Regions from separate parts of the Homo sapiens genome. Here region 2 is linked to region 1. A link is a loop called in an ENCODE intact Hi-C map of the cell type or tissue named here. Cell type or tissue: gastrocnemius medialis. All regions are shown on one strand. Links, peaks and the distances in the headings refer to the core of each region. The heading gives the core; the rest is flanking DNA.

Evidence for each region. Peaks named below come from ENCODE experiments on the same cell type or tissue, not always from the same donor. Only the 100,000 strongest peaks of a DNase experiment are listed, where the experiment ranks them.
Region 2: it touches region 1 in a loop (3-fold over the local background); 8 of 110 quality-filtered maps call a loop at or near these places.

What each region holds. Positions count from the first base shown.
Region 1 is chr7:33,739,071-33,750,198 of GRCh38, forward strand. No RefSeq gene overlaps it. Among named protein-coding and RNA genes, the nearest start is that of FLJ20712, 19 kb to the left of the region's middle. In gastrocnemius medialis, for the core only: a CTCF peak has its summit at 5,393 (motif pointing left); a DNase peak (open chromatin) is centred at 4,631; H3K27ac peaks cover 976 bases.
Region 2 is chr7:33,419,870-33,427,869 of GRCh38, forward strand. All of the region lies in intron 19 of BBS9 (Bardet-Biedl syndrome 9), which reads left to right. Among named protein-coding and RNA genes, the nearest start is that of BBS9, 290 kb to the left of the region's middle. In gastrocnemius medialis, for the core only: a CTCF peak has its summit at 3,952 (motif pointing right); a DNase peak (open chromatin) is centred at 5,692.

The DNA.
Region 1 (11,128 bases), core at 1,218-9,217:
ATAATTACACAGTACATCACACTGAATTTTCATTCCTTATTTACGTAGGTTTCTCCTCAACTCTTCAGTGAATTACTTGAGGGCAAACATTGGGTCAGACTTAGCCTTGTACAGTACATTTTTATTAAATTGATGAGTTTATATTTAAAATAAACCTTTAATAAATTCTTCGAACGTTTCCCTCAGAGAATAAGCTCAATCATTCTATTGGTGTTCAGCAAATCTTGTCTCATCCTGAGCTTCTTTCCCACCAGTGCCAAGACCTGGGTCAGAGAAGAGAGACATCAAAGGCAGCCGAGGGGGTGGGGAGGGAAAGACCTGTTTGATGTGAAAATAGAGGGAGGGGTCTTTCGTGGGTTGACTACAAAGAAGCACTTCTTCTGTGAAAGTGGCTGCTGGCTCACCAGGTCATTGTTTTTGCCATTCACCTTGCATGGGTCAGAGGACTTGAAGATAGATTCCCGCAGCCAGAGAGTCTACAATCATCGCAAACATGACTCTAACCTGTCACTGCCCCCTGCCCCCTTTTAAGGCCTCTCCCTCAAAGGATAAGAAGGGAAGAGTCAAAGTTGATTCCAGGGTGATGAGGTGACTAGGAGGATGGCTTGTCATTAAGAGAAATAGGTGGTCAGGGGTGGGGGGCAGAGACACACAATACAGTGGGGTTTCTTCCACATCCCAGTGGTGCTGGGCAGCAGGCCAGCAGGGAGGTGGCTCGGAGAGTTGTCAAGATGGAAGTGATCCCTGGAAATGTGGGGAGGAAGGGATCCCCCAAGGGCATTTTCTGCCCAAGTAAAGCAAGGAGAGAAAGAGGAGAGGGCCAGAACTCTGGGAAATCTCTAAACTTGGGCGAATCAAGAGAAACAAATGGGATTTTTAGGGCAGTGGAACGATGCGATTCTGTAGTGGTGGATGCCTGTCATTATACATTTGTCAAAACCAAAAGAATGGACAAGACAAAGAGTGCACCGTAATGTAAACTGTGGGCTTTAATAATATTGTATCAGTATTAGCTCATCTATTATAACAAACGTACCATGCTAACGCAAGATATTAATAATGGGGAAGTTGGCAGGGGTAAGGGGGAGTTATGTGGAAACTCTCTGTGCTTTCTGCTCAATTTTTCTGTAAACCTAAAACTGCTCTAAAAAATGAGGTCTATTAATTTAAGAAAACCCACAAAAAATAGAGAAAGAAAAACGGGAAGGAGAAAAACAAAACGAGTTCAGTCTTGGATGCCAAAAGAGAAGAAGAGGAGGAAGGCGAAGGAACACTCTGGATTAATGGAACTGACATCAAGTCAGGAATCAGAATAGCCTCTACCGAGCCATTTACTATGTGTGACCTTGGGGAATCCACTTACTACATCTGTTATGTCTGGGATTCATTATTACTGTTCTTACCTGTGTAATAACTGTGTAAGACATTAGAGTGTTTCCCCAAACTTGGTAAACATACCAAAATCAGTTGGTGGTTTTGAAGATACTGGAATGTGACCTTCAAAATAATATTGAATCACACAGTAAGAAAGTAATCTGCTTTTCAGTTCAAATTTGGTGAAATACAAAGTTTCAATTTGATGTTAGTATGACTGTAATGGCTTTGCAATAATTAACTGCTGAGCTCAATTTTTATTGTGATAAATAAAATATATATAATATAAAATACATATAATATAAAAATCACCACTTTAACCATTTTTAGGTGTACAGTTCAGTAGCATGAAGTACATTCACATTGTTGTACAATTATTATCATTATCTCCAGAACTTTTTTTTATTTTTTGAGACAGGGTCTCGCTCTCCTACCCAGGCTGGAGTGCAGTAGTGTGATCATAGCTCACTGCAACTTTGAACTCCTGGCAATCCTTCCATCTCAGCCTCTCAAAGTGCTGGGATTACAGGCATAAGCCACTGCGCCTGGCCTATCTCCAGAACTTTTTAATGAACCCAAACTGAAACTCTATATCCATTAAATAATCATTCTCCATCCCCCCTTCCCCAGCCCCAGACAACCACCATTAATACTTTCTGTCTCCATTACTTTGACTACTCTAGGTATCACATATAAGTAGAATTGTATAATACTTGCCCTTTTATATCTGGCTTCTTTCACTTCACGTAATATCTTCAAGTTAATCTATGTTGCAGCATGTGTCAGAATTTCCTATCATTTTAAGGTTGAATAATATTCCATTGTACAGATTGACCACATTTTGCTTATTCATTCAACTATCCAGGACACGGGTTATTTCCGCCTTTGGATTTTGTGAATAATGCTGCTATGAACATGGGCATACAAATACCTCTTCAAGGCCCTGCTTTTGATTTCTTTGTGTACACGTCCAGAAGTGAAATTGGTGGATCAAATGGTAGTTCTACGCTTAATTTTTTGAGGACCCTCCGTACTGTTTTTCACAATGCCTGCAGCATCCTTATTTTAAGACAAAATGTGAATGGACTGTGGGCTCTAAGCCTTGTCAGGAAATCGTTTCTGGCTAGACTTACAAAGGAAATGCGGGAAACGTGGTCACTCAAGCGTGGCCCCCACTATGTCCTCCCAATGCCCCATTCCTTGCCTCTCCTATGGGCCATCAAAGAAATCTGTGGGCACCTGGGCGTGAGGCTCCGCTGAGATCCTTATGGGTGGGACTGGGGTGGAGCCTCCTCCTCGTGGGTTGGACAGTGGTTAGAAAGCAGTGTCTGGGACTAGGTCCTGGGAAAAGTCTGGCATCTGGGGACAGGGGAAGGGTTGATGTTGACCCTTGTGAGTGAGACAGGCCTCTATGGACCTGGAAGGGCCAGGAGGAAGCTCAGTAGGTGGAGTGAGCCTTCCTCCTCTGGGTGGGAGCAGTGGGGGAAACCAGAGAGCTGACTTTCTCCAGGGGCTCAGGAGTTCACCTTCAGCCACAGGCCACAGTCTCTGACTTTAAAATTGAACAACAATGTTTTGTTTTCACTGAATTTCTTTATACTAGTGCCTCTTATTTAAGACCAATGATACTGATTATTAATAAGAACAATATACATTTTTCTTTCAAAATAAATTTGTTAAAATAGGTGAGTCTATTTAAGAAAAATGCTTAGTAAGTAACTGAGGGACAAAAGGATATGGCAAACATGGGGAAGGTGGTACGATCATCTAGCCTGAAGTTTGGGACTGAGATATTGCATGCTTTTTTCAGAGTCATGAGGTTCAAATGACAAAACATATGTGAAAGTGTTTCATGAGCTATAAAGCACCCTTTGGGTGTAACACAGCATCATTTTCATGACAGATGCTGCAGGTGGTCCAGTAGAGTGGTGCAGGAAGGCAGGCAGGACTGGAGAGTAAGGGGGAGGTGGGGAATAAGGAGGACCAGGGTAGGCAGGAGGTTAATGGGTTTGGTGGTGAAGGGAAGACAGACCTGAATTTTTTTTTTTTTTTTTTTAAGAATGGGGACATTGAGTGTGATCTCTCACATGGAGGGGAAGCAGCAGAATCTCATCTGACAGCACACGTGGGCAGCAGCGATGGCCTGGTGGGGCAGTAGAGGTGGGATTATGGGCAAGACTGGGAAGGGTGTGCTCCTTTCTCAGAGACCAGAGCTCTCTGGTTTGGCAGTGGTAGAGAGGAGAGAGGCTAGCCTGCGAATGGGCGTCCTCAGGGAAGCAGGAAGTGAGTGGGTGTGGGCAGGTCTGCAGTTCACTCCGGATGGAAGGAAGGCTGCCGGGAGTAGGAACCTAGGGCAGCATTCTTCACACTCTATGTGCAGAGTGTCTCCTGGGCAGAGGCTTCAGAATACAGATTCCTGGGCTCTCCCCTCTGCCTCTACTTCTGAATGTCTAATGGCAGGCCTGGGAACTGTGTCTGTAACATATACTCAGAGAGGATGATGCTGGAGAACAATTAGGAGATCCAATGAAGACACCAAGGGGAGCAAAAGAGACTGTCAGCACTTTGGTTGGAGCTAGAGTTGGTCAAGGCATTATTCCATGTATTTCACCTGGTTTTCACTCATTTGACAGGGATCTATTGTGCTTTGGTGTGTCCAGTACTGTGGGAAACACAAATAAAGGAGGTAGAGCGGTGGGGAGAGTGAGACTGGTGAAGGCCCAGCAGCTGTTCCAGGCACTGTTTCTCCCTGGCAGAGGCTGGATTCATGGATGATGCTGGTACTGAGGCGTGGTTTGACTTTGAGGAGCATGAATGCCTGGCCTTTGGTATCTAGAGAGATGAAAGGTACAGTTTCAGCCTGGACATTCAGTTTTCCCTGCCAAATCTAGGTAGACGATGACTTGAGTTCTTAAGTACACAAGGAGCAGTCCAGGGTCCTGGGTGTTGGATGATTTCTATAATGCCAGCTGGCATTTTTGCTCCGTTAGTGTGCCACAGATGGGGGAGTCACTGGTGAGTGCCACTGAGGGCAGGCCTTATTCTGCTTCCTTTCTTGGGACAACATTGACTCCTCTGGTTTAAGCTGACAGAGATTTCTCCTGGTGTTGGTGCTAGCCATCTTCCAGATGAGATTAAAACCTAAAATGCTCATTTAGTTTGTCTTAAAAGTGTCTTACAAGCAACTTGTCTGCTGAGCTCTGTGTGCTGCAATCATGGCAGGAAATGGAATCTCGGGTTTCAGGCAGGGGCAAGTGATACAGTTTAGAGTTAGTGTTGAGGCTTGAAGACTGTAGGGTTACAACATTCAGTTGGATGTGATTCAGAGCAAGTTCGGACAGTCTTTCTCTCAGAAATTGACGCAAGGCTGCACTCTATTTACTGGAAGGCTTGCAGGCGGTTGACTGCTAATGTGCTCATATGGAATTTGGGCAACAACACCTCTTGCCCTCTCTAGACTGTCACTAAGTACACAATCCGATGCTTGTCATGCTGACTTGGTTTCCTCTGTTCTACTGAGGACTTGGTTGTCCTTCCTCAATCTTTCCCTTCATATCACACATGGTATGACTCTTACCAACCTTCCCTTTAGCTATACCACATCAACTATTCAACTGCAGTAGCTGTTGGGCAATTGGAGACTGTCTTTTCTTTGCCTTCCTGGGAAGAGGCCATGATGGTTCCACGCCAGCAGCCCTGAGGTGGGAGGGGCTTGTTGCTTTCACCAGGGACCGTGGTACCACCATCACCTTGGTGGGTTTGATGCAACATGAGGAGGTGGATGATGGAACAGGCGCCCCTAGATTGGGTCCTCTGCTATGGGGGAGGGGTCATTAAAAGATCTGCTTTAGGTGAATCACTCTAGGCTGGGGCAGGGTCCCAGCAGAATGTGATTTCTACTTCTAAAGGTACCCAGAGGTACCAATTTCACTCTGAAAGGAGCCAGTTCTTGCTCTGCTCCAATTTGCTCTTTAGTCTTCTGGGTTGAGACAAATATGTTCAACAGAGCCCCCTTGTGGAGAGAGACAATGTACAACTGTCTATCAAAGGCCCTGAGAAGGCCTGTAGCAAAGAAGCCCACTGCCTTTAATTCGGCATTTCCCAATATTATTAAGCCATAGAACCTCCTTTTCTAAATTTTGCTATGTACTCCTGGGGGAACTAGTGTTCCACAAAGTGCCCTCTGCGAAACACTGTTCTAAGAATTTAATAATTCCAAAACCTCCCTTGCCCTTTAAAAAAAAAAACACCAAAAAAACAAAAACCTGTATCTGGGGTATATACCCTGGTGACTGGTAATCATAATCTTAAAATGAAAAAGTTAGAAGGGCCTGCTTTTCCTTTCTTTAGAAACAGAAGAAAAAATGAGTACATAATTAGCATATGCTAACTGCTATAACAGGCAACTCCCTGAATTTTGATTATCTTAAACTACATACATTTATCTCTCTACCATGTCACAGCTCAGTGCAGTTAGTGGGGAGCCCTACCCTGTGCAGTCATTCAGGGTTTCATTCTTCTCCCACTGTGTGGCTTTGCCATGTCCAGAATGGGACTTCAATGTCACCTTGCTGTGGTCCAGCTGGCAGATGGGGGAAGAGAGAGAGTAAAGAAGACACACGTGCTGAACTCCTTGGGCCCAGCAGTGACATAGCCAGCCCTACATACATGCTATGGTGAGACCCTCTGTGGTGCCCCACCTAGATACAGGCATGCCAGGAAAGGCAGCTTAGCCTTGTGTCCAGAAAACTGAAACACGCACGGCGAACATCTGAGTCCTCTCTGCCACTGTGAGATAAGACATTGAGATGAGGTGTCTGAATCCTAGTCTGGGCGGAGGCAGAAGGAAGGGACCCAAGAGATGGTGAAGACAGAGAGAAAGGCAGGACCGGGAGCCTGGAGCAGAAGGAAAAGGACACCCGGGAGCCAGCCTAGGAGAGGCAGAGCCAAAGATTCCAGGGTCTCCATGAATAGAAGGTGCCATCTTGAGGCTCTGAGAAGGGATTGGATGCTTTTAAAGAAGCATGGGAGTCGGGCGTGGTGGCTCACACCTATAATCCCAGCACTTTGGGAGGCTGAAGCAGGCAGATCATGAGGTCAGGAGTTTGAGACCAGCTGACCAACACAGTGAAACCCCGTCTCTACTAAAAATAGAAAAAAAAAATTAGCTGGGTGTGGTGGCAGGCTCCTGTAATCCCAGCTACTCAGGAGGCTGAGGCAGGAGAATTGTTTGAACCTGGGAGGTGGAGGTTGCAGTGAGCCGAGATCGTGCCACTGTGCTCCAACCCAGGTGACAGAGTGAGACACTGTCTCAAAAAAAAAAAAAAAAAAAAAAAAAAGCATGGAAGAAAAGAAGGAAAAGGACATGGGTGAACAGAAATTCTAGAAGCACGTAAGGGTAGCAGCGGTCTGTAGGTAACTTCCATACTAGGGAATCATTCTCGTTTTCTTTATAGTATATTGAAATAATATACATTTACCTGAGGGGAAAAAAAGCATTTCTTTTGAAGTAGGAACAAGTCGGGAAAGAATTTACTTTTATTAGCTTTACTTTAGTAAAGTATCTTTGTTCCACTGGTCCAGGGCTTCTCAACTTGTATGCCACCAATGGTCTTCCCACGCCTTAGGGAATGGGATGGGGTGGGAATAGAATCCCTCAACAATCTCCTCTGGCTCTGGAATCTCCTCCTTTTTCCTGAATGAGTCATACCAACATCATCATTTTCTGTGTGTACCATAATGCACAAAACTCTGGGAAGCTCCACATTAGCTCAGTATCAGTGTCTGCCAAGGTATGGGGTTGGTACCCATCGTAAAACTCCATAATCAACCCATCAATTACCATATTTTATCTCTTTACACCCTGTGTTGCATAAATGCCCAAGAAGCAAGAAGCAATCAAATTAGAAATAGTTGCAGAAAATATGACAAAGGAAAAATAAAGATTGGAAAGACAACAAGGAGACAAGAGAGAGGTCGGCTTGGTACCCAGGAAGGCATGTGGAATAGACTTGAGTGAACTACACATTCCACAGCATCAATGAGATGAAAATAAAATGGATATTCAGAAGCAGCCTATTCCTCTCAGTAAAAAAGGTCCTAGAAAAAGACATCTTTCCTGATGATCCCAACCCTCCATAACATTTTTATAGTGAATACAAGCACACACTTTGTGGGACTCTTCTTCAGAGTGTTCTTCAGTGTACGTTCAGGGCAAAATTCCAAAGTTCAGGCTGGGAAAAGTAGTTTGGGAAGGGGTGAAGGTGGGGCCAGGAATGCATCTGTGTGAGATGATGTTCAACATCCCAGGGAATCCATAAAATGTAAATAAAAATGCAATGCTACTTTCCAGCTATCAGATTGGCAAAGATTACAGAGACTAATTCCAAAGAGGAATAATGCCTCATACCTGTGAGGGTGTGTAGAAACTGGCACTTCTGATATTTCTAAATTGATACAACCTTCTTGCATAGCAGTTTGGCTGTGTAAAAACACATCAAGACAAGTATGGCCTTGAGGAAGACTCTTTCTAGAAAATTCACTGAAGGAAATAATCATGGGTGTGTCCAAAGATGTACTTACAAAGATGTTCATCATTGCATTTTTTCTAATGTCTAAAAATGAGAAAATAGGGGATTGAAGAAATTGTAGTTTACCTATGAAGTAGGATAGACACTAAAAATCATGTTGAAGAAAACAATGTAAAAATAAACCATGTTGGATGATTTTTTACTGACATGGGAATCCATTTATAACTAAACAGATGAGACAAGCATATTACTATGCAATATAATTTTATTTTTTTAAAAAAATGCACACAAGTGTACACACACACATCCTAGAATTATATACATTAAAATGTACATAGTGGTTTTCTTCATAAGGTGATATTTTGAGTAATATACGATACACAGTTTTTCATTTTCTCTGTTTCTTTTTCCTTGCGTTTATCTTCTAAATTTTTGACACTAAGAAATAAAAATCCATTTTTATTTTTTCTTTATGATTATTTATTTTTAACCAACAAAAATTGTACACAGACAGTCCTCAATTTACGATGGTTCAACTTACGATTTTTGACTTTATGATGGTGGGAACATAAGGTGAAGTCGGTAAAAACAGTGTTTTGGGTACCATTCTGTTTTTCACCTTCAGTACAGTATTTAATAAATTACTTGAGATATTCAACACTTTCTTATAAAAAGGTCTTTGTGTGAGATGATTTTGCCAAACTCTAGGCTAATGTAAGTGCTCCGAGCACGTTTAAGGCAGGCTAGGCTAAGCTATGGTAAAATTCCATTTTTAAAGTGAGGGATAGGGGCTAATCATTTTTATACCATTCAGAGTCCTTCAAAATGACGATAGAGAACAGAGGAGCAAATTCTCTATACTATGCCATCCTCCCTGGGCAAGGGACATGAACCACGCTCTCCCCAGAAGCATGTCTCACATTGATGCAATGCCATCGCCTCTGTAATAGTTTGGGGTGGAATTATCCATTTCGGTTATTATACCTAATAGAAATCACAATGGTAAGAAAGTGGTTCGCTTACCATAGAAATCACTTTCAAGCAACTAACCCATCCACCATCCTCTCTGTTCTGGGACTATGTCATCTTTTCCTCTTCTATCCAACTTCAGCAGCTTCCTCCCATGGTCACATCCTGATCCTTGTCAGTTCCGGGAACTTCTCCATAGAAAACAAACATCCCACTCTTGAACTTAGCCTCTTCTCCTCTCCAGCCGTCTATTCAACACCCCTTCCATCTTCAATTGCTCTTAGAATTAATTGGGACCTTTGACCAGCTCCCCATATATACATTTTCTCATTATCCATCACCTGCCTCCTGTCTTTATTGTTCAGTTCAGATTTCATAAAACTAATCTTTTACATATTAAATTCCTATGCATCTCTGTCCTTCCAAAATGGAATTAGCAAGACTCCAACCCTGGATCAATCCATCCTCTACCTTCTCCTGGCGTCTGAAAATCGCCGGAGGAAATCTGCACAACTGTGTCAATTTTTAACATCATAAATTCTGAAATAACAATGCTAACTGGGATCCCGATGGAGTACAGCAAACTTACTTCATTTTTCCAGAGAGCTCACTCTTCCCTCCTTCACCAAGATGCCTCCATTCCCTGTACTCTCTCTAAAAGTTGGTTCCACTGGAACCCTCCCTCAGTTTCAGCCTCATAGTGGAGCTGCCAGATGGAGCCTGTTGCTGAGCCCAGGCTCTCACTTGCCCCTACGCTCATCCGCCACTTCTTGCTCCTAACCACACTGGAGGAACTGTGCTCAGATCCCTCTCTGCTGCCTTCTTGGGGCCTCCTTCAGGTAGGAAGGCCCTCTCCTCCTTCATCTTAGCTTCTCCCCTTTATTACGTCCCTTTCAGGATTCAAACACACCCTCAAGTCTTAAAAATAAACAAGAACAACAGATCAGCAAACAAACCCAGCATCAAAATCTATTCGAGAGCCCAGTGTCCCAGGCCCTTATCCTGGAACTGGCTGAGCTCCAGGACAGGAATCCAACTGATGAAAGCCTCACTCTAGGGGATCCAGAGCAGCTGGAGGAATGCGTCCCATGGCCTCGCTGCACCGGGCAGCCACTGCGGCCGTGTTGCCTGGTGGCCATCTTTGGGAAGGGGACACCCCCTCAGCAGGATGCTGCAAAGGGAGAGTTCTGAAGGCAGAATCTATAAAAAGATTCTGTCCATATAAGCTTAGTGAGTGCTTCTCAAAGTGTAGCCCATGGGCCACCTACATCAGAGTCTCCTGGGGACATCTGGCAAAAACTTTTTTGGATTCCTGGACCCCATTCTATTGAGTCACAATCTCTGGGGAGTGTCTGTAAAACCTGCATTAAAAATTTCAACTTTTGGCCGAGCGTGGTGGCTCACGCCTGTAATCCCAGCACTTTGGGAGGTCGAGGCAGGTGGATCACGAGGTCAGGAGATTGAGACCATCCTGGCCAACATGGTGAAACCCCGTCTCTACTAAAAATACAAAAAATTAGCTGGGCATGGTGGCGGGTGCCTGTAGTCACAGCTACTCGGGAGGCTGAGGCAGGAGAATGGCGTGAACCCAGGAGGCGGAGCTTGCAGTGAGCCGAGATTGAGCCTCTGCACTCTAGCCTGGGCAACAAAGCAAGACTCTGTCTCAAAAAAAAAAAAAAGCAAATAAATAAATAAATAAAAATGTTTTTTTCAACTTTTATTTTTGACTCAGGGGGTACATGTGCAGGCTTGTTACACGGGTATATTGCATGATGCTGAGGTTTGGGGTATGAATGATTCCATCACTCAAGTAGTGAGCATTGTACCTAATAGGAAGTTTTCCAGCCCACATTCCCCTTCCTCCCTCCCGCTTCTAGTAGTCTCGACTTTCTATTGTTCCCATCTTTATGTTCATGTGTCCTCAATGCTTAGTTCCCACTTATAAGTGAAAACATGTGGTATTTGGTTTTCTGTTCCTGTATTCATTTGCTTAGGATCATAATCTCCAGCTGCATTCATGTTGCTGCAAAGGACCTGATTTCATTCTTGTTTATGGTTGTGTAGTATTCCATGGTGTATATGTACTATATTTCCTTTATCTAATCCATCTTTGATGGGCACCTAGATGGATTCCATGACTTCACTATTGTGAATAGTGCTGTGATGAACATATGAGTGTGTGTGTCCTTTTGGTAGAAAAGTTTATTTTCTTTTGGGTTTATACCCAGTAATGGGATTGATGGGTCAAATGGTAG
Region 2 (8,000 bases), core at 1-8,000, 320 kb before region 1:
TACATCTTTATGTCACATCAAAGAGAAAAAAGAAAACAAAAAATTGGTGGTGGTGGGGGCAGATGGTGGAAGAAAGATATGAACAGATCCTGAGAATAATGGAGTTTTTAATTTGAAGAAGTTTTGGAAATTAGGTTCAGTTACCTCATTTCACAGGAGAATAAAAAGAAGCCTCAAATATTCAATGACCTGCCCAAAGTTCTGCGTTATTAATAACTGAGATGGGACAAGAACCAGGGTTTCTGAGACAATTTGTTGGTTTTGAAAGAGATTTTGGGGTCAGACAAATCTGGTTTTCAACCCTGACTACCTTTGTAAGCTCTGGCAGATTATTGAAGTGCTCTGAACCTCATTTTTATCTTCTGTAAAATGGGGATGATATTCCATTGTGTGATTTCATGAGATAATGGATTTGAAGACTGAGCTTCGGTTCTGACCCTTCCAAATGGCTTATCAGTGCTGGCTCCCTTCCCTTTGCTAGGTCAGTGTCTTCTCTACAACACAGTGTTGTGTATTGTAGCAAGTCACTTATGCCAAACAAGACCCTGACTATTTTGGCAATGAGGTCTGGGTTTGCTGCCTGACCAGCACCAGACACGGGGACACTAGTATGCACCTGGCTTATGATGATACTGTTACGAGGTTTGGGCAGGAATCCATGCTGAAGCCATGCAGCAGGTGCTTTGGTTCTGTGGCCTCGGGACTCCTGCATTTCCCTACTCTTGTTTGATAGCATAGCCGAGAAATCCACAGAGACAGAGATGATGCTGAGGAGCCCACTGCTTTTTTTTCTTGGAAAAGAAATGTTCCATGGAAACTTTTCCTGTGAACCCTCTTTGAGAGATTTATGCAGATTATAAAGTCAAAAGAAGCGGTCATTCCAGACTTTTCTTTCCAGGCAGACAGGCCAAAACATAATTTTAGCAGGTATTAGTAAAAATTGAGAAGTATTTTGTGTATGCTGGGATTCTTGCCAGGCTCTGTGTTTGCAACTCCCAAGACATTGCTAAGGTGAAAGTTTTTCTTCACTACCCTTGGAAGATTGTTGAAACAAGCCGGCCACTATTCTTTTCCATTGCATCCGTATCATCGAGGCCTCTCTAGACACTGTTTTGTGGCATCTTGGGCCAACACAAATTGATTTGCTTTTCAGCGAAAGAACTTCATGCAGAATGTTGACTGCAGGTGTGTTTTGGAGGAGGCAGTAAAGGAGTAGAAATGGAAGGATTGATCATTAGATAAAGCAGGTTTAAGTCATTTGGCTATTTAAACTGTAGAACTGCCTGCTTTAATTTGGTGAGGATTTTTAATTTTTTTTTTTTTTACTGTAAACAAATGATTCTACAAACTGTGAGTCCAAGTAGGTACGTCCAAGGAATTTACAGCGACTTTTACATGATTGAAGATAGAACTTTGAATTTGTTTAGAAGAAAAAAGATCTAGTCGTGAGGGAGTGCAAAACATACACCATTTAAAAATACTCCCTGTCATACATCATAATCAACTATTGCATGTGTAGCCATTTATTAATATGTGAGCATGATGATACTTGGTGTGTATGTTTGTAAACTATATCCATTTTGTTAGTTGAAAATATTCTTAATTATTCATAGAAATGTATAAACCTCCATGAGAACGTTTTAACCAGATGTAGCAAAGACCTAGGCATACTTTATTGATCATTTTGTACAGAACATTAGGGAATGTTCCAGCAGAGTGCAGCAAAAGCTAGTTATTGCAAAACATACTCTTGTCTTTTCTTAGTCAGTCTGGAATGTTGAGATATAGAGGGATTTAAGATTTTAAAAATGATGGAAACAAACAGTAGAGATCTTGGAACAATGTTCTATGTGCACTCCTGCTCCCCATCCTCTGAGAAGGCCTCAAACAAGAAAAGCATTCTCTAATTTACTAAGTAACACTGATCTTTCTTAAAGAAAGGACATGGTTGGTACCTCCAGATAACACTTGAAAATTAGCATGGTGTATTTTACTTGCTTTTCTTTTCAATATAACTTTTTAAAAAAGTACACAAGTACTAAATATCAGAATTCTTTGTCAGAAAATACAGAAAAGGGAAGGGAATAAAAATAAACAATACCCTAATTGCACCACCCAGAAAATCATAGTTTAAATTTAGTATATAGCCTTCCAGATTTATGAATGTGTTGGATTATGTATAAATATAAATAAGAAATAGAAATATTTTTAAATTGGGTCATAAGGTACATACTGTTTGGAAAGTGCTTTTTCTTGTAAATATAAATTGTATGTACGGTTATAGCTGCTATAGCTTTTCGTAAATATAGTTAACTCTGGTTGCTAGTTTCAGTTATGTTTGTATGGTATGCTCCTGTCTTTTAAAAAATGTGTGACATATTACTTCACAGTAACATGTAAGTAATTCATTTTACTTTGTGAATAAATATTATTCTGATGCAGACCACTGTATATTTGATGTGTACCACAAAGAATAAATATTTACCATAGCAGAATTAGCTGATTTTTCTTACTGTTGGTGATTTACTTTAAGAAGCTTCTCTTTCTAACTTCTAGCCCATTTTTAGAGAGAAAGTGATATTTTTTAGTGGTTTGTGATTACATAGTGATGATACTTTAATTGTGTTGGTGTTTTTAAGAATATTGGCTAAGTAGTAAAATAGTTGCCCAACTTTTCCTGCTTTCTAGCTACCACAATTCAATTACTTTTGATTGTCCTGCTTTAAATTCCTACTTTATAATAATTATGTCTTCTGTTTATAATGTGATAATTTAAGAATAGAAGCACAAAAGATTATATTTGGCTCTCAACAATGAGAAGACAGCTAATTACCAGAGAAACAGAGCTATCAGATTTTTAAAGAAAAGTATAATTAATAAATGCGAATGTTCAGTTTATTTTTTATTTTTATTTTTTAAAAATAAAGACAGGGTCTTGCTGTGTTTCCCAGGCTGGTCTCAAACTCTTGGCCTCAAGCAATCCTCTCGCCTTTTCCTCCTAAAGTGCTGGGATTACAGGCATGAGCCATCCGTGCCTGGCCTTAGTTTATATATGAGCACATCTGTTTGAATTATGTCTGGCACATGAATGTCCCTGAAGGAATACTGGCTGGAAGAGAACTTGGGGTGACTAGGTCAATGACCCTTCTATCAGAACTGAATGCCGCTTTCCAAACAGGCCAGGACAGTGATCATGAGTGCCAGGGATCGGAACACTTTGCTGATTTAGGAGGTAGAAAGTCAGCCAAATTGGAAGCTGTAGCCATGTTAAAGATACTACAGAAGCTACCTGCTGAGGGGCTGAGACATTAACAGGCCTGGCTACGTGATAAGATTGACCACAAAAGCACAAGTGCGGACCCGATTCCATAGCAGAGAACATCTGCCTCTGCTGCTGGGGTCAGGAGCAGCCTGGAGCCTGTGGGAATACAGCAGGGGAGGCATGTATCACCTTGCTGTAACCACTGGTTCTTCAAGCACAAAATCAAAAAGATAGAATTTTAAAATGAAAATGTATACCTTGGGGGTGTGTGTGTGTGTGTGTGTTTCTAGCTATAAGGGGATGAGAAAAACAAAGGTTTTTGAGTCAGGGCCCACGGGTGTGCACACTGTGCTTCTGGTAGCAGGGTCTAGGATTAAGAGGGCCTTTCATATGATGTGTGAAGAATATATAAATGTAGAAAGCAAAAAAAAAAAAGTATTTAAAAATCTTGCATTGTTTCAGCAACACAATTCAGAGTCAGTAAACTTCAGAAATTATAGGTGCCCCAGGAAATAAATTAAAGGCCTGGGATCATTACTTTACAAGAATGAGCATACCAGGACATTTCGAGACCAAATTTAGTTTCTGTTCCTTCTTCAAAGACAAAACTTGAAGTCTTCTTTCAGTATGTTAATTTAAACCTCTCTAAAAACCTTGTAATTGGGGTAAGCAGCCACCAGGGGGTAGCCATGATTTGGTTAAAATTACAAGTCTGACTAGTAAAGCTTTTTCCCAGGTGGGAAAGTGAAAGGACCACTTTGATTCCTTTTTGAAGTGAAGCAAATAAAATGAAAAGAAAGTTCAGTAAATTTTACTAAACTTTCAATTAATTTCTTGATTGGTTTAAAGGACACTTTTTGAGTTTTCAGCTACTCAGTGGCATTTTTTTGCTCCGGCCACCAGCAATACAGTCTGTCTCAAACTTGACATTAACTAATGATGAACTTTGCTTTTCTCATCACCTTGTAGCTGGAAAAACACACACATACACTATGTGTATTGTATATTTAAAAAAATTCTATCTTTTTGATTTCATGCTTGAAGAACAAGTGGTTCCAGCAAGGTGATTATGGAAGAATATAGGAAAACTTGGCTTATCATTTCCAGAGAATAGAGAGAAGATTACTTTCTATTCTTATAAAAGGAGAGAACTCTTCCTTTTCCAAAGAACAGTTTTCTGCTGCCAGCTAGATGCTGCTTGAAATGTATACATTTGACACTTTAGTAGTTCTGAAATTTGCTTTGGGTTCAGTCTGGAGGGGAACATTAAAAAATACAGATTCCTGAGCTCCACCCTTAGACTCACCAAATTTCAAACGAGAAGAGATGTTTTTTTTAAAAGGTTCCCTGGTGATTCTGAGGCAGGGTCCAGGAAAATGCCTGGCAGCCTTCTCTCTTGTAATGTGTGAGAACTACACTAGTAAGAGAATATCTCAAAATGAACTTTTAAAAAAGTTCCTGTTACCAGAAACAGGTATTTAAAAATATCTAAAAAAAGCACATGTAATAAGACTTTAAGCAGAGGGTTTAACAGAATTTTGTAGGAAATTTTAATATGCAGACCATAGTGTAATGAAATTTCTTATTTGGGGGTTTCTTCTTTTATACTGATGGCCGTATAATTATAAGATTTTTTTTAATGGAAATGGAAATGTACTTCCTTGTTTAGCTGCTATTTAAGAAGGATCTAGAATATGGAGTAACTGAAGTTCCTGTTATAACTTAAGAGATTTGATCACTCAGAGTAACAGATGTGCAAGTAGATACTCACCATCATGTTATGGTAAAAAAATTTAAAAAGTTTATGATTTTTTGGATATAAATTAATATTTTAAAAATGTTTATTGACCTCTTCTTCCCCTAAAGTATGAAATAAAGGGGAAGTGATCACATTCTATTTTACAGACAAGAAACTGAGCAGTGAGGAGGAAAACCACTTATCTAAGGACATTCTAATCTACAGTAAACACATAGAAGAGTATTGGGTTATTTTGATTCCTGTGCCATTTTGTTATCTACCATTCTACATAAATGGAGAAGTTCTCCTCCCTTCCCAACCCTATGTCTAAACTTACAGTCTAGTTATAGATCCCATTGTTAGTCTTTCTACTTAGACCCCACTTTATCCAGTGGAGCTCAATTATTATTATTAATTTTTATCATTACTTATTTTAAAGTATGATGATAATACAAACAGGCACACTTTAAAAAAATTTTTTATTTTAATTTTAAGTTCCAGGGTACATATGCAGGATGTGCACGTTTGTTACATAGGTAAACGTGTGCCACGGTGGTTTGCTGCACTTATCAGCCCATCACCTAGGTATTAAGCCCAGCATGCATTAGCTGTATTTCCTAATGCTCTCCCTCCCCCACAGCCCCCTCCAGAGGCCCCAGTGTGTGTTGTTCCCCTCCCTGTGTCCATGTGTTCTCATAAACAGGCACATTTTTGAGAGACAGTCTAGTCAGGTGATGGATGCTGTGTCGAAATGGACAGCAGCTTGCGTGTCTGGTCTTTCCTCCTTAAAAGGCTCAGAAACTAAAGGCGCTGTTATGAGAGGAGTTGGAAGAAGTGGGGAATTAAGAGACTTCTTTTGGGACCTAGTTAAGCAGAGATGCTATTGTCTTACTTTTGAAATACCAAGTGGGCCTTGCTGTATTTTATTTTAGTGTTGAGCTTCAGATACCTAAGCCAGTGTCTTTTGCTGCTCACTTATGAGATCCAGCTTGACCTTACAGTGGCAATCATGTTAAAAGAGAACAAACTAAAGTAAGCACAAACAGAAACTTAGAATTAGTTCTAAACAAATGTGGATCTAATTTTTTACATTAAAATAAAACCAAAAGGAAGGCTGACTTTAGGTAACATTTATCAAATTTAGACTAAAATAAACCAAGAAGTTTATAAGGTCCAGTTTGTGGAGTAAAATATTGGCATGAAGAGAACGGAAACATTGCATGTAGGAAAATGTACGGGAGTAGAATTAGAGAAGGAAAAATCACTAGTCATGACCCGATGTTACTACAGCCACACCAGCTTACTTATAATAGGAATTCAGTGTGTTACAACAAAGAGGGTTCTGTAAATGCACCATGATAAAAATGGCAAATACTTATAATAGCTGCTATTTTTTGAGCACTTACTGAGTGCCAGCTATTGCTAAGCACTTTACCTACATTATCTCAATTATTTTAAAGGGTTCTGTTGTACAGAGGGACTCTGTAATGTTTTGCCTTCAATAACTTAATGCTTTTAAAGAGCATTTCTTTATGTAAACACTTCCCCGTGGATTTGGGATTCTAGGAAATAAATGGGAAAATATTAGCTAACCTTGTACAAGAGAGAATGATGGTGTTGGGCATATGCTATAAACTCTCCCCAGATTTCCCAAACTGTGATCCAAGGAATATTCTTCTGGGAGATATTAATAGATGTTCTGTAAAAAATGGGTTTTGAAGCACTGCATTCTGTGTCCTTCTGCTGGGGATTCACTAAGCCACATTCGGTTGTTAAAGGATCTGAGAAGTTCTGCTTTAAAAAAAAAAACGGAGTTTTTTAAAAAACTATGTTTACTATTTCCTTAATTTAACTACAGAACACCTTGAGAGGAGCGGTCAGGGAGAGAGGATTGGAGAACATTCCATGAGTGCCTAGTTGGTATTGGGAGACAATTCTGCTGGGTGTCTTTTGTTTCTGTGCATCTTGTGAGCGGAGGGACTAGTCAGTGCCTTTGTTCTGTACTATATTCTGTACTATATTTTCAAAAAGGATATTTTATAGAGAATACCCTTAGACAACAGAGGTAGTATCTCCCTGCAGAGCAGAGGGTAGGTTGTTTACTATCTAGTACAACAAACACAATTAATCCTTCCAGAACAAGGTTTAAGCATGATTACTGACCATTATAAAAGATTTGGGTTCCCTAAGCTCAGGGTTCTTCTCCTGTAACACAACCCCTCCGCATGTGCAGATGTCACCTTCTTGGCCCTTTTCACATTACCTGTGGGAATCTGGGCTCAGGGAACTGGCACAAATGCTGATGTTCTGGGTACTCTTGTTGCTTTAAGTAGTAAAATCTTTTGCTTCTGACCTAGCAGTCTTGAATCTTTTGCAAGCATCCGTGAAACCATGGCAGATAAACTTGTTAATTTGCAATTACAGTAAAATCTTAGACCTTTCACAATTCCTGAAGGGTTGGGTGGAGTAGGGTGAGAGATAAGAATAGAGTGGCTGGGGCAAAACTGTGAAGAATGGAGAAAACACAGGACTGCAAAGTTAAGCATCTTCCAAACAGTCTGGACTATTGACTTTCCTGGCAATGTTGCTCCTTTGAGCCAATTAATCTCAGTTCCTATAGATTTCCTTTTAGGTTTTATTGACTAGATATCAATTATGTTTTGCTACTGTTCTTTTCTGTGCTTGATTTTTCCAGGTGTAGAATTTGTTTATATAATGAAATACCAAATGGTGCTGGATTATTAGTTTTACAGTTCTTGTACATTTAGGGAAAGAAAGACTAGGCAATTTACTCTGCTTGGCAGTTTACACGGGTTTTCTGATGTAATCATTCATATTATTCAGGATTTTGGTATTTTATTCTGAAATTTACATGTGAAGAAATTTGATGCTCTTCGAGGTGGTTCTTATAATATTCATTGCTATCATTTATGGAGTGCTTACTAAACACCAGCTACTGTGTAGCTAAGCGTAGGATATTTTCTTATTTAATCCTCATAA